2 separate regions of the Homo sapiens genome follow, and region 1 is linked to region 2. Evidence: chromatin contacts called from ENCODE Hi-C or POLR2A ChIA-PET data. All regions are on one chromosome and are shown on one strand. Each heading gives the region's core, a stretch centred on a gene start or an enhancer-like site at or near the end of the contact. The rest is flanking DNA. Distances are from core to core; before and after follow the strand shown. Region 1 overlaps DPYSL3 (dihydropyrimidinase like 3). Region 2 overlaps DPYSL3 (dihydropyrimidinase like 3).

Region 1 (6,379 bases), core at 2,638-5,137, 64 kb after region 2:
GTTATGTATACTAAAGCCTCATTAATCTACACAGTGTAATTTCACTGAGTTTTCTTTTTCTTCTTTGCTCCCAGGAAGCTCAGAGCTAGGTTTTAAACTCAATTCTTTCCGTAAAGAGGCTTTTTGGTTTGAAAAGAGGGAAAATATAAATATTGTTGTCTGTTCTCTCACATAGTGTTTCCTTTTTCATATACTGCAGAGCAGTACGTATGTATTTATCCTGGCACTATTTGGAATAGTTCCAAGATAATATATATTTTTAAATTACCAACATGACACATGCTCAGTAAAGAATATTTGGAAACTACAGACAAGCACACACTTGAAAGAAAACAAAAATATCTCAATTCCACAACCCAGGGAACCCATTGTTATCATTTGGGTAAGGTTCTTTTGTATTTATTCTATGCATACAACATATGCAAACACAAATACATATCTAAAGGATGGGATTATAATCACATTTGTTTTTACTGTGAACTCTCCATAATCCTTTTTGAAATTAGAAGAAGAAAATGAGTAAGTAAATGTAAGAACATATAGAAAAAAATGCATACTTCAGGGGCAGTAACTTCTATCTTAAACCATGTGTTTGACCATTTTACCTGAGTAGTCACGACAGCCCAGCTAATTCGAGCTTGCTGAGTGAGGTTCTGTAGCTCACCAGCTTTTCAGGTGGCTCCTTTTTGTATTTCTATGCCTTTGTGGGTTGTCTTTCTCTGAGTTCAGAAGCCCTGAATTGATATATATGTAGCTATAGATATAGATATAATTTCTTATATTTCAATAGGCCACAGGGAAAATGGACGAAAACCAGTTCGTGGCTGTGACAAGCACAAACGCTGCCAAGATCTTCAACCTGTATCCCCGCAAGGGAAGAATATCTGTGGGTTCTGACAGCGACCTCGTCATCTGGGATCCAGATGCTGTGAAGATCGTCTCTGCCAAGAACCACCAGTCTGTAAGGCCCGCTCTGGTGGGAGTGGAGTAGAATGGAGAATGCATGCAAGGAACTTGGTCAGGAGAAATGTGTTTATGTGGTGTGCCAGGGTAGTTAGACTAGGACGGGTTGCAATAATAATCCATCCCCTAAATCTCAGTGGCTCAAAACCTCAACTGTGTTTCTCCTGCTTTCCAAAGCAGATGGGCTCTGCCCATTCCAGTCACTCAGGGACAGAGGCCAATAGAGGCTTCCTCTCTACATATGTTTTCATGATTGCTGAGACAGGGGAACATGACCTGGTGAATGGTCTACTGGCTCTGAAAGCTTCCCCTAGATGTGGTGTACGTCACTGCCTCTCACATGGCACTGGTCTTAGCCAGTCCTGTGGCTATACCTAACTTCCGGAAGTCAGGGCGTGCAATGATCCTTTGTGCCTGGAAAGGGAAAGAATAGGAAATAACTGGTAAACAGCAGTGATGACTTCTTCACGATGAGTTTCACATGGAGGATGATAATTAAAGTGCAGTACCTAACAGAAACGGGCTCGACACTGTTGTTAAAAATAGTTAATATTTTTAAGCACTTATGTTTCAGGCACTGTGCTTTGAATTCACTGGATTTCCATAGTAGTCTTCTACAGGTAGGGACTATTATCCTCCGTTTTATAGATTAAAAATTGGAGGTACAGAAAAATTAAATAATTTGTGCAGCAAGCGAATGGTGAAGCTAGCATTGAAACCCAGACAAGCTGACTCTAAACTGATGTTCTTAATTATTGGCAGTACAGTAATGCCTCTTGCTGATTGAGTAAATGAAGGAGGTAGGGAGAAATCCCATTTTTGGTGGCAATGGCCTTTGCTTAAATATTGTGTCATCTCATGTTATTTAATTTGGAGCTAGAGGGACCTAAAGGCCACATAACCTCTCTGCCCACCTGCTCAATACAAGACAGTGATGTACAGCATCCTGGATAGTTATCCAGCTTCTCTTTGAACACTACCCAAGACAAAAGTTGACTTCCACTTGAGGACCTTATTAAAGACCGGACACTTCTTTTTGCTAGGAAGTTTAGTCTTGTCTTAGTAAATCTGTCTCCGGTGCCTTCTACCCACTGGATGCTTGCAGATGCATGGTGAGCTTTTCCTGGCTTACCTGGTGAATCAGCAGCAAATGACACTGAAGGTCTCAAGGAGAGAAGGTACGTTCCTCTTTCTCTACCCTTACTGTGGCTTTGCTTCTCACCCCTGCCTCTAGGCGGCAGAGTACAACATCTTTGAAGGGATGGAGCTGCGCGGGGCTCCTCTGGTTGTCATCTGCCAGGGCAAGATCATGCTGGAAGATGGCAACCTGCACGTGACCCAGGGGGCTGGCCGCTTCATACCCTGCAGCCCGTTCTCCGACTATGTCTACAAGCGCATTAAAGCACGGAGGAAGGTAAAAAGCATTGGAGCTCTGAGGTGGTGCAGGAGCTTTGTGTTCCACTCACGCTCAGAGATAGTAACCATGAACACAGGGCACTGTGATCTCTAGACTCTCACAGAGAAATTCAGTGACAGTCTTGTCCCCAAGAACAACTACACAGACTTAATGTACTATTAAAGAGGGTGTTGAAAATTTTTGTTCAAAGAGAGCTTTTTTTCCCAAATGACTTTTCCCACATTTTTATAGTACTTTATTAAAAATAATTTAAATTCGAATAATTCAAAATAAGGCCAGTGTATTTTTTTAAAAAATAAATGACTCTTCAAGTCTGAAGGTGAGAACCGAGAATCCACACCGACACATCCCTGTGTCATTCTGTCCAGTGCTGCTCCACAGGGGCAAACACTTATAACATTTTAGCTACTGTATTTTCAATAAAACTTTATTTCTCTGATTTTATATATAAACACACACAGAGATATGTGTGTATATATATATATATAGGTCTATAGATACATACATGTGTGCAAATGTATGCATGCGTATAAAAAATGGAGGTGCAGAGAAATTAAATATATATTTACAATATATGTATTATATTTATATATACTTAATATATAAATATAGAATAATATATAAATATATAAATAAACATTTATATATTTATATTGTATTGTGTATTGTATTATAACAATACAATAAATATAATTAAAAACAAAAATGCGTATAAATAAATATATTCACATATTTATATTTATTGTATTTATTGTATTATACTTTCTATACACACACTATATATATATATATATATACACACATATACAGATATACGTATATATATGTGTTTGTATATATATGTGTATTAGCCCTACCCTAGGATTGTGGAATTTGAGCTCCACACTCCAGTTTGGGCCTAATAGAGAAGGAGACTTCCCCAATATTGACCCTTTATTTCTATGAGTGTGATTTAGATTCTGAAACCAGGGAAGTGTTGATGATGTAGAGTTCTTGGTTTTGGGGAGTACAGATACAGTCATCACATCACTAGAATCATTAGCATCTGCACATTTGATGGGCTCGGCTTCTGTGCTGGCATTTGAGTCACTAACAGGGAAGGAGGCTCTGACAGGACTTCTTGTGATGATCCATCCTGCACGGTCAGGCTCCTCTGGCAGCGCGTCCTCATTGCCTCCCCTCTGGCCAAAGTTAAGAAATGGGTGGAGGTTGTGTGCCGCTGCCATGGGTGGTCTTGCAGTGTTTGTCCAGTTGACTGTAAGCCCCTTTGCAGGAGGTACCGTGTTTCCCATGGCCAAAGGCCCTAGTGCCTGGCACAAGGCCTAGCAGAGCATGTGCTGGGTGGAAGTTGCTGGCTGGCTCCACAGTCCCAGGGCAAGTTCACAGCCACAGACAGAGGTCAGTGGGTCAGACCACAGACACTCACTTCAAGGCCTGCCCACCCTGGTGTGTGCTGAAGAGTGTGAGGGTGGAGCTCCCATGTGATCCCATCCTGGCCAGGACCTGCGACCTCGTGTCATGACCTACCCTTCCTATCCCTCTGCTCCAGCTGTACTGCTGTTCTTCTATTTCATAATCACTCCCACTTCAGCTGTCTGCCCTTGCTCTTCTCTTTGCTGGCTTCTCTGTCATCCACACCACTCCCCGGTATCCCTCCAACCTCCTCCCTCTGGCAACCCCAACCCCATAGCAACGTCCTTTGATCCTTCTGATCGAAGCTCATCTATTTAGAAGGGCCTTCACTGACCACATCCATTGTCACTCTATCATCACATCCTCCTTTATTTATTTTATACTACTTCTCCCTTCCTCAAATTATCTTTATTATTGTTAATTCCTAGCTCCCACCACACACTGTATTCACTAATATATTTATGATACCTAGAACAGACCCTAAAATGCTGAATGAATGAATGGTGACATGCTCTTCTCTGGCTGCAGATGGCAGACCTGCATGCCGTCCCAAGGGGCATGTACGATGGGCCTGTGTTTGACCTGACCACCACCCCCAAAGGTGGCACCCCCGCAGGCTCTGCTCGGGGCTCTCCTACTCGGCCGAACCCACCTGTGAGGAATCTTCATCAGTCGGGATTTAGCCTGTCAGGTGAGTGGGACAGGCTCATCAAAAGATAAGAGAAGGGGGAAGGGGAAGATCAATGTTCTGAGGCCACAGGGTGTTCCTCAGAACTCAACCTGAAGGAGTTTTCCAGCCTAGCACTGGTGTCAACTTTAGGGAGAAGGTTACTGGGGCAAGCAGGAAGGGTCCCTGAATTGACAAGGGGTCCTGGTAAGAAAGTAAGACAAGGCAGTCAGGCCGAAGACCAGGTTTAAGTGGTAACTGATTCTGCCTAGAGATCAGCCCTGGTTGGGGGCAGGGTCGGGGAGCTGGTCCCCTCTATGAATTGATAGTGATTTCCAGCATTAGCCTATGAGCGCTATGCAACATAGTATGTTTTCTTTATTTGTCCAGATTAAAAGATAGCTTAAATTATTTTTATGCTCAAATTGCAGTAGCGTCTTCTAACCTAGGATTTTTATTATATTCTCCCATTCCTAGTAATTATAATAATGCTAACACTAGCTACCACTGATTGAACATCTACTATGTGTTAGCCATGTGATTAGTCTTACCTATTCTTTACGAACTCTCTGATATAATTAGAAAATAATCATTCAGTTGCTCCATAACCAGTAGTCTTAAAATGGAGAAAAATAAATGTAGATTCGCATTCCTATAATGAATAATTTAAATGTGAAGGAAGTAAGATAACAAGAAAAGAAAGACATTTAAAGGTAAAATTACAGCATATGAGGAAAGGGTATGGAATGGGAGAAACAGAAACATGGGAGAAAGAGGTAAGGGAGACCTAGGGGAAGAAAGACAAAGGAAAAGAGTTTAAAGTTTGGAGGTAACTTTGCCAGAGGTCACATTCTGCTAGTCATAAGCAATTTTTTTCAAAGTTTTTGCCTTTTTTTTTTTGTTGTTGTTGTTCTCTGGCTACCTTAATTCTTAAGCTTTTAGAGGCTCCTTTCTGAATAGACCCAAGCACACATTGAAATTTCTTTTTGTGCTGTTGTCACAAAGACCTGACCATCACTGCTTTGCACTGTGGGATCTTGGGCAAGTGACCTAACCTTTCAGAACCTCAGTTATCTCCTCTGTAAAACAGATAAGGGCACCTCTCTCAAACCATGGTGGTGAGGATTAAAGGAGATAATGGTTAAGCACGGAAAACATTGCCTGCCACAATGAGTGTCACGTCTTTGTCATTGTTCTTCTTCCCAGTATTATTATCATGCTCTGGGTCAGATGAAATCTAGATAAGAACTTGGCTTTTCCTACCAGAGGCTAGTTTTCGGGGCCATAAGAAAAGTCTAGAAGACCTGATAGACTGGAATGGAAGTTTCTTGGGAGGTGAGGCCAGCAAGGCACTTCATATCTTGCACTCTTAAAATTAACCCAGTTTCTCTCTTGCCCACATCCCCCTACCCGCCACTCTGTTTTTTTTTTCCCCCTGGGAATTTATTTCCAACTGTAGGCACCCAAGTGGATGAGGGGGTTCGCTCAGCCAGCAAGCGCATCGTGGCGCCCCCAGGCGGCCGTTCTAATATCACATCTCTGAGTTAAGCAAGCCTTCCTCAAAGAGAGGGGCAGAAGCAAGAAGAGATTGTTTTGAAGCCAAAATGGTACACCGATATTTAAGAAGGAAAGCGAATCCAAACGGTTGTGATCTAAAGAATCAATAAGCCTCAAGCCTTATGTTTCTCCAATGTTACGCTCGCTTGCCTAGCTTTACGAATATTGCTTTGTTTTCTGTTTATGCATAGCCTTGATTTGTTTGACTCCCCTCCCCCCATTTACATGCATGCAATCAGACAGGCCACTAAGGTAAAAGAGTCTGCTCTATCATAGTGTTGAGAGCGTGTGTAGTGCTGCATCTTATGACAAGGGGACAGACAAGCTGGGACGTCAGGGAAATGAACAAAAGGGACGCAGGT
Region 2 (6,443 bases), core at 2,605-5,104:
GTTCCCTGCATTGCCTCTAGCCCTGTCACTGTGCCTACTCTAATCATATGCCCATTGTGCCACATTGGGGCTGCTGATGGCAGAGCCTGGCAGATGTCAACTAACAGGGTCACTTTATGTACCTCATGGTTTAGTGCCTCTTCTGTGATGGATGCCCTCTGGGGGGCATTAACAATGCAATACATGTATCTTGACTCTTCATGCCCATTCCCTTAGGTCCACCCATCTGCTTCTACCCACGACTTTCTTTTCCTCGATCTTTTAATCTTTCCCCTTCCGGGTCCAAGTCAACGCTGCCTAGGGTCTATATATAATCTTAAGCCACGTTTTTGTTTTCTTTCCATATAAGGTAGATGGCTAGGTGCACTGTCTGAAGCCATAGGAAAGTATCTCCTCATTGTTGTCTTTCAGCACCACTCCTGAATGGGGCTGTCATGTGGCCATGGTCTATTTTCAGCTTGCTCTACTCACCAAGATGGCCTACCTGTAAACCAGGCTCAGATTTTTTTCTTCTCTATCAGCTGGTCATAAGGGCCACAGGTGTGTGCTAACAGAAAGGTGCTGGAGCAAAAGTAGTGGATGACATGGGAGACTAGACCACCTGCTCAGGTAGCCTACTTATGCCCTTCAGCATTTCTCATGGCCAATCCTGGATGTACCACTTCCATCTGCAGTGAATTGCTGCTAGGTCCACCTGTTCTTATAACATGTTGAACCTGACAGAACCTTGTGCTGGGCATTTGTGGCTGCGTGGTCACTTGATGACCCTGATAAGGGCTTCTGTCTTTACCAGGGTCCAAAAGGAACTCTTTTTCAGATAGTGTGTAATTTTCTGGTTCCAGAGTCCTAGGAATCTAAATATGATTCTCCTATTGGCATTTGTGTGACCTCCACGTGGCTTTTTTTTCCCACAAATACCTCCAATAACATAGGAGTCATTGAATCATAGGGCCAAAGTGGTTGGGCTGTTTACACTGCAGGCAAATCTGTTACAGAACACTTTCCTATTCCAGGTGTCACTCAAAACTGACAGCCTTCTCTGTATGTGGGTTGTAACACATTTTGGAATATGGAATATGTTGTCTCTAAAACCTGAAGAGACCTACCAGGCTTTGTGCTTCCTTCATTGCAGGAGTTCCCTAGTGCAATAATTTGTTCTTTACTCTGAAAGAAGTTGTGGCATGCCCAATCTGAGATATCAGGCCCCTGAATCTTTGTAGATTTATCTTTATCTTCCATTTTGTAGATAAGAGTTCATGTGCGTTACCAAAGCCTTCAATGTACTTGTCATTTCTTGCTCATCTAGTCATATTTTCATGATGTTATCAATAAAGTATACTACTGGGATGTTCTTTAAGATGTCCAGACAATCTAGATCTTTCAGACTATATTATGGTGGAGGAAAGGATAATTAACATAGCCTTAAGTCAAGATTGTTCATGTGTACAGTTTTTCTGTTCCAAGTGTGTGCAATCTGCTTTTGATCTTCTTTTGTGATGAAACAGCACTCATTTGCTAGGTCAGTGGCTATGTACAATGTACTTGAGGCCATTTGCTCTAGAAAAATATCATAGCAGCTTAGGTTTAGGCTCTTGATTGAGTCATGCTCTGGTATTTGTCAGGCTTTTGTGGCATCCAGACTAGTGAATCAAATGGTGATATGATGGAGACTGGCAGCCCTGCATCCTTCAGGTCTTTAACTGTGCTGCTAACCTCTGCCATTCCCTTAGGATAAAACAAATTTTTTGATTTACTCTCTATCTTTGGTGGGGTAGGGGTTCGGTTTTGGAGCTTTCTGCTTGGTCTTCCCTACTTGATGGCTGTTACCCCAGAGACTAAGAAACCAACGTGGAAGTTGTGCTAATTGCCATATTTGTCTATTCCAATTAATAAATGGTAGTCTGTGAAAATGACTGCTAGGTGGATCAGTGAACCCCAAAGGCCAAATGTAAGCCAAACGTAGACCAAGAGTCCACTCAGTACCTGGCCTCTACATGTCTCTACTCTAACAGAGAAGCTATGTTGATATTTCAGCTCTGGGTATCAATGTCAATTGGGAACTTGTATCTGCCAGTCTCCCTTCCCACTTTACAGTGGCATTAGTAGGTGGCCGTAGTGAAGCAGCATCGTTGTCTGGGGTGATACCTGAAATTCTTTGTCTCACAGCCATGGAAAACTAAGACATGGACACACAAAGAGTAAGGTTGAGAGTGGAAGTTTAATAGGCAAAAGAAAGAGAATAGCTCTCTCTGCTGCAGAGAGAGGGGTCCCAAATGGGTTTTCTGGGTCTATGGTGAAATGCAGGGGTTTTACAGTGAGCCTGAGGAGGCGGTGTCTGATTTACATAGGGCACAAAAGATTGGTTGGACCAGGTGTGCCATTTGCATAAGGCATGAAAACCTGGTTAGGACTAGGTATGCCATTGCAGAAGGCATGAGAAACTGGCCTCCCCAACCCTAATCTTTTTTTATGCAGATGGTTCTCTGCCTTGCTAGTGCCATGTTGCTTATTCCTTTACTGTACACATGGTAACAAAAGGGAAAATGGTGCCTCCATGTTGACCATGCCTGGCTCCCTTGTAGCCCTTTTCTGTTGGGACAGCTCCCAGCATTCACCCGTGCAAGCTTCCAGGCTGCTTATCTATGTTTGCAACTTGATTTTCCAGGCTGCTTTTCTTGGGCTGCTTTTTATTAGAAGGGAAGCCTTGATGAGGACTCTTTTACTCTATCTGCCTAAATAATTTCTTTCTATCTCCTGTATCAATAGGACCTCTTGTAGGAGGACTAGACGTCTAAATTATGATTCTCCTATTGGTACTTGTGTGGGAGTCAAGATTACCTTGTACCTTAGGCATGGCGTTGCAGGGTCCTTCCTACTGATGAACTGGCTTTTCCTTCAATTAATGGATTGCAAGCCTGAAAACTAGCTCAGATCCAGAATTTGGGCAACGGATTATTACTAAATTGTGTCTATGGGGCTAAATTCGAAGTGTTATCAGAGCTGCCTACATTCCTTGGCTCATGGCTGCATCTGACACCCTTGGTTGTCTAAACACAGACAGATACTGGTGTCTAGACACAGTGACTCTTGCTTTAACACAACTCCCTCTCTTTTTGAGTCTCCTGCCTCCCTCCTCCCTTTATCAGGACCCTAGTGATTACACTGGGACTGCCTGAATAATCTAGGATAATCTCCCCTTGTCAAGATCCTTAACTTAATCACAAAATCCCTTTGTCATGTAAGGTGACATCTTCATAGGTCTGGGATTAGGACATGGACCTTTTGGGGAATGGTACACACTAGACTGCCTTTTTTCCCAAACCCATGAACATATATAGCTGAAAAACCTGGGATTCCTTGCTGAAAGGTAATTCACAGCAGCAACTTTGGGGAAATAAAGTATTTTCTAAAATTTCTGAAGTTCAGATAAGTTCATCAGACTATAGTATCTCTCCCCATGATGCCTAAGGCAGAGCTGTCAAGAGTTTTTCCCCTCGTATGAATGTAACTTCACTTGTGTGTCTAACATGCTGGGCCAGAGATGAAGATCAGCATACAATAATTTGTCCTCATCTCACAACCTCATCTTTTTTTTTTTTCTGAGACGGAGTCTCGTTCTGTCGCCCAGGCTGGAGTGCAGTGGCTCGATCCTGGCTCACTGTAAGCTCTGCCTCCTGGGTTCACACCATTCTCCTGCCTCAGCCTCCCAACGTAGCTGGGATAACAGGCGCCCACCACCACACCTGGCTAATTTTTTGTATTTTGAGTAGAGACTGGGTTTCACCATGTTAGCCAGGATGGTCTTGATCTGCTGACCTCATGACCCGCCCACCTCTGCCTCCCAAAGTGCTGGCATTACAGGCGTGAGCCACAGCACCCGGCCTCTCGCAACCTGATCTTCTAACTCTAGCCTTTGGCTTTGATATGAGTTGCCATCAGAGCTGGATGGAGCAGGTCAGAATCCTTCAAACTCAATGACTACTGAAGAAAAGAATGAGAAACTCTGTCTAGAGAGACGTAGGATTGCATACCTTTGCTTAAGCTAGTGTAAGCTTGATTTTGGAATCAGCCAGTGGGAATACTTTTCTGTGGCTGTAATTTTTTTTTTTTTGGTTTATGTGTATCCGAGGTTAGTTTGTTTACCAGTTTATTTCTGTATTCAATGTGTAGACATCTAATAATAGCAGGTGAATCATCTCTTTGGTTTTCATTCTGTAACACTGGAGTTACATGACTGAGATTTCCTTTGTTTGGTTGTAGGTAAAAATTAATGGACCCAAATGCTTAATTAAGGCAGCTCTAAGATTAAATGTTTATTTATGTAATATAAGAACAGCCTATATATTTCACATAGGCCTAGTATATACATTTTCCCCTTCAAAACTCTTCTATATTTATTTTAGAACTTTTTTTTCTGAATTTTTCAAATCAGGACCAAGGGGCAAATGTTTTCTCATATTAAGACAGCAACATATAAATGTATTTTTAGAAAGTAAAAAATATTTTTAATGGTCAAAACTAGGTAAATGGCTAGGTCCTTATTTTAAATGTTTTGGAGATTAAAGGACAGAGAATATTCTGGACTTTCTCCCCTGCCTGTTCAGTCAATCTCCCCCTTTTCCCATTGATGCGACTCCACTCCAAGCACTGTAAAAGAGCTGGGGGCTATAAAGATAAATAAGACATAGTTCCTGGCATAAATAAGTTTAGCAAAAAAAAAAAAAAAATCAAAATATTAAAAATAGTGTTAGGAGTAGCTGCCATTTAATTAACTTGACTTAAGAGCTTTATGAGAATAATCTTATTTAATCTTCAGTATGTTCACTGTCCTTTATTCCCCTATACACTGTGTTCTCCCTGCTCTCTTAAGGAGCTTAGATCCCTTGCTTCATCCTCAGTTCCCTTGAGTTTTTCTCTCCCTTCTCAGCACTCATCTTAAAGAGCCCACATTCAATTCCACACCCTACCTGCTCCTTGCCTGCACATATGCTACTGTAAGTGGCTGGAGGAACATCCACAACCAGGCTTACTGGTCTCTCTTTAAATTTATGGTCACCGTTTGAAGGGAATCTTTACTGCTGCTATTACCGGAAAGGGGTCTCGATCCAGACCCTAAGAGAGGGTTCTTGGATCTTGTGCAAGAAAGAATTCAGGGTGAGTCCATAGAGTAATGAAAGCAAGTGTATTAAGAAAGTAAAGGAACAAAAGAATGGCTGCTCCATAAACAGAGCAGCCCCGAGGATCTGCTGGTTGCCTGTTTTTATGATTCTTTCTTGATGATATGCTAAACAAGGGGTGGATTATTCATGCCTCCCCTTTTTAGACCATCTAGGGTAACTTCCGACGTTGCCATGGTATTTGTAAACTGTCATGGCGCTGGTGGGAGTGTAGCAGTGAGGACGACCAAAGGTCACTCTTGTCGCCATCTTGGTTTTGGTGGGATTTAGCCAGCTTCTTTAGTGCAACCTGTTTTATCAGGAAGGTCTTTATGACCTGTATCTTGTGCCGACCTCCTCTCTCATCCTGTGACTTAGAATGCCTTAACCATCTGGGAATGCAGCCCAGTAGGTCTCAGGTCTCGGCCTCATTTTACACAGCTCCTATTCAAGATGGAGTTGCTCTGGTTAACACGCCTCTGACACTGCCAGATAATCATACCATATTTTCCTAGTTCCTTTACTGTCCTGGAAAATGATTTTCATATGAACTCCTCCTCCCTCTCCCAATACCTTCTTTCCTAGATGGTCTTAGCTGATGGCAGAAAAAATAGATGGAGTCAGAAGACAAATTCCATGAAGTCCTTCCCGGAAATATACCCAGCTACTGGACTCTGTGCAAAGATATTCTCCTCTTCAGTGACTGTGGAGGAACCAGTCTTGTTTCTAGCTAAGGGCAAGCCCTCCACTCAAACAATAAATGTCACCTGAGTTGCCTATTCTGGAACTTTCATAGAGCCATTGACCTACTTCTCTCCTGCCTCATAAAGTTTCCTCTCCTGACTGAATCAGCCTCATTGGCATAAAACTAATCAGTGCCCAGGTACCAATTCTACTCTACTGAGCCTTTCTTTGGCCCATATGTTGCTCTGAAATTTTTGGACTGTATCATATTAGCAAAGTGATTCTTCGCCATCTTAATTCATCTGCTCTGAAATCTAGAATCAGGAAACTCTAAAAATGCATAGAGAAGCAAATATAGATACTGTAAAATCTACATTCTAACTACATGCCCTTTAGTTCCAGAAAAGTTCTTCTTCACCTATTTAATCTTTCTCCAGATGCAATTTTAAAAAATTCTTACATTCACTCCCCTAATAATTATTGAGCAATTTCTATGGACAAGGCTCTATTTCAGGCATTCAGTAAATAAACAGACACATCACATACCCTCAAATAGCTTATATTCTGGTGATGGGGAGAATATTCAATAATAAATTAATATGT

The links. Hi-C counts contacts between places; a loop is a spot of excess contacts on that map. ChIA-PET counts read pairs that join two places held with the same protein, here RNA polymerase II (POLR2A). Pooled maps may share reads with other maps.
Region 1: a loop to region 2 is called in a map of left cardiac atrium, with 2.1 times the contacts of the local background. The contact joins two enhancer-like sites. A Hi-C loop is called at or near these places in 21 of 168 maps with a recorded cell type or tissue (Caco-2, GM12878, IMR-90 and 17 more), 11 of 37 single-sample maps with no recorded cell type and 28 of 50 pooled maps. POLR2A ChIA-PET finds 5 or more read pairs at or near these places in 3 of 52 experiments (AG04450, BJ and H1).

Annotation. Positions count from the first base shown.
Region 1 is chr5:147,393,664-147,400,042 of GRCh38, reverse strand. DPYSL3 (dihydropyrimidinase like 3) reads left to right here. Exons shown (of 14, transcript NM_001197294.2): 11 at 791-961; 12 at 2,198-2,377; 13 at 4,322-4,484; 14 at 5,920-6,379. The coding sequence ends at 6,008. It also overlaps a transcript of STK32A not described here. Among named protein-coding and RNA genes, the nearest start is that of DPYSL3, 110 kb to the left of the region's middle. Within about 2 kb of position 3,887, at least 4 of the 41 ENCODE cell types and tissues checked have a DNase peak (open chromatin) inside an H3K27ac peak, as active enhancers do; they include ascending aorta and gastrocnemius medialis, where a contact is called at or near this core.
Region 2 is chr5:147,457,269-147,463,711 of GRCh38, reverse strand. The region is part of intron 1 of DPYSL3 (dihydropyrimidinase like 3); the gene reads left to right. Among named protein-coding and RNA genes, the nearest start is that of DPYSL3, 50 kb to the left of the region's middle. Within about 2 kb of position 3,854, at least 3 of the 41 ENCODE cell types and tissues checked have a DNase peak (open chromatin) inside an H3K27ac peak, as active enhancers do; they include ascending aorta and gastrocnemius medialis, where a contact is called at or near this core.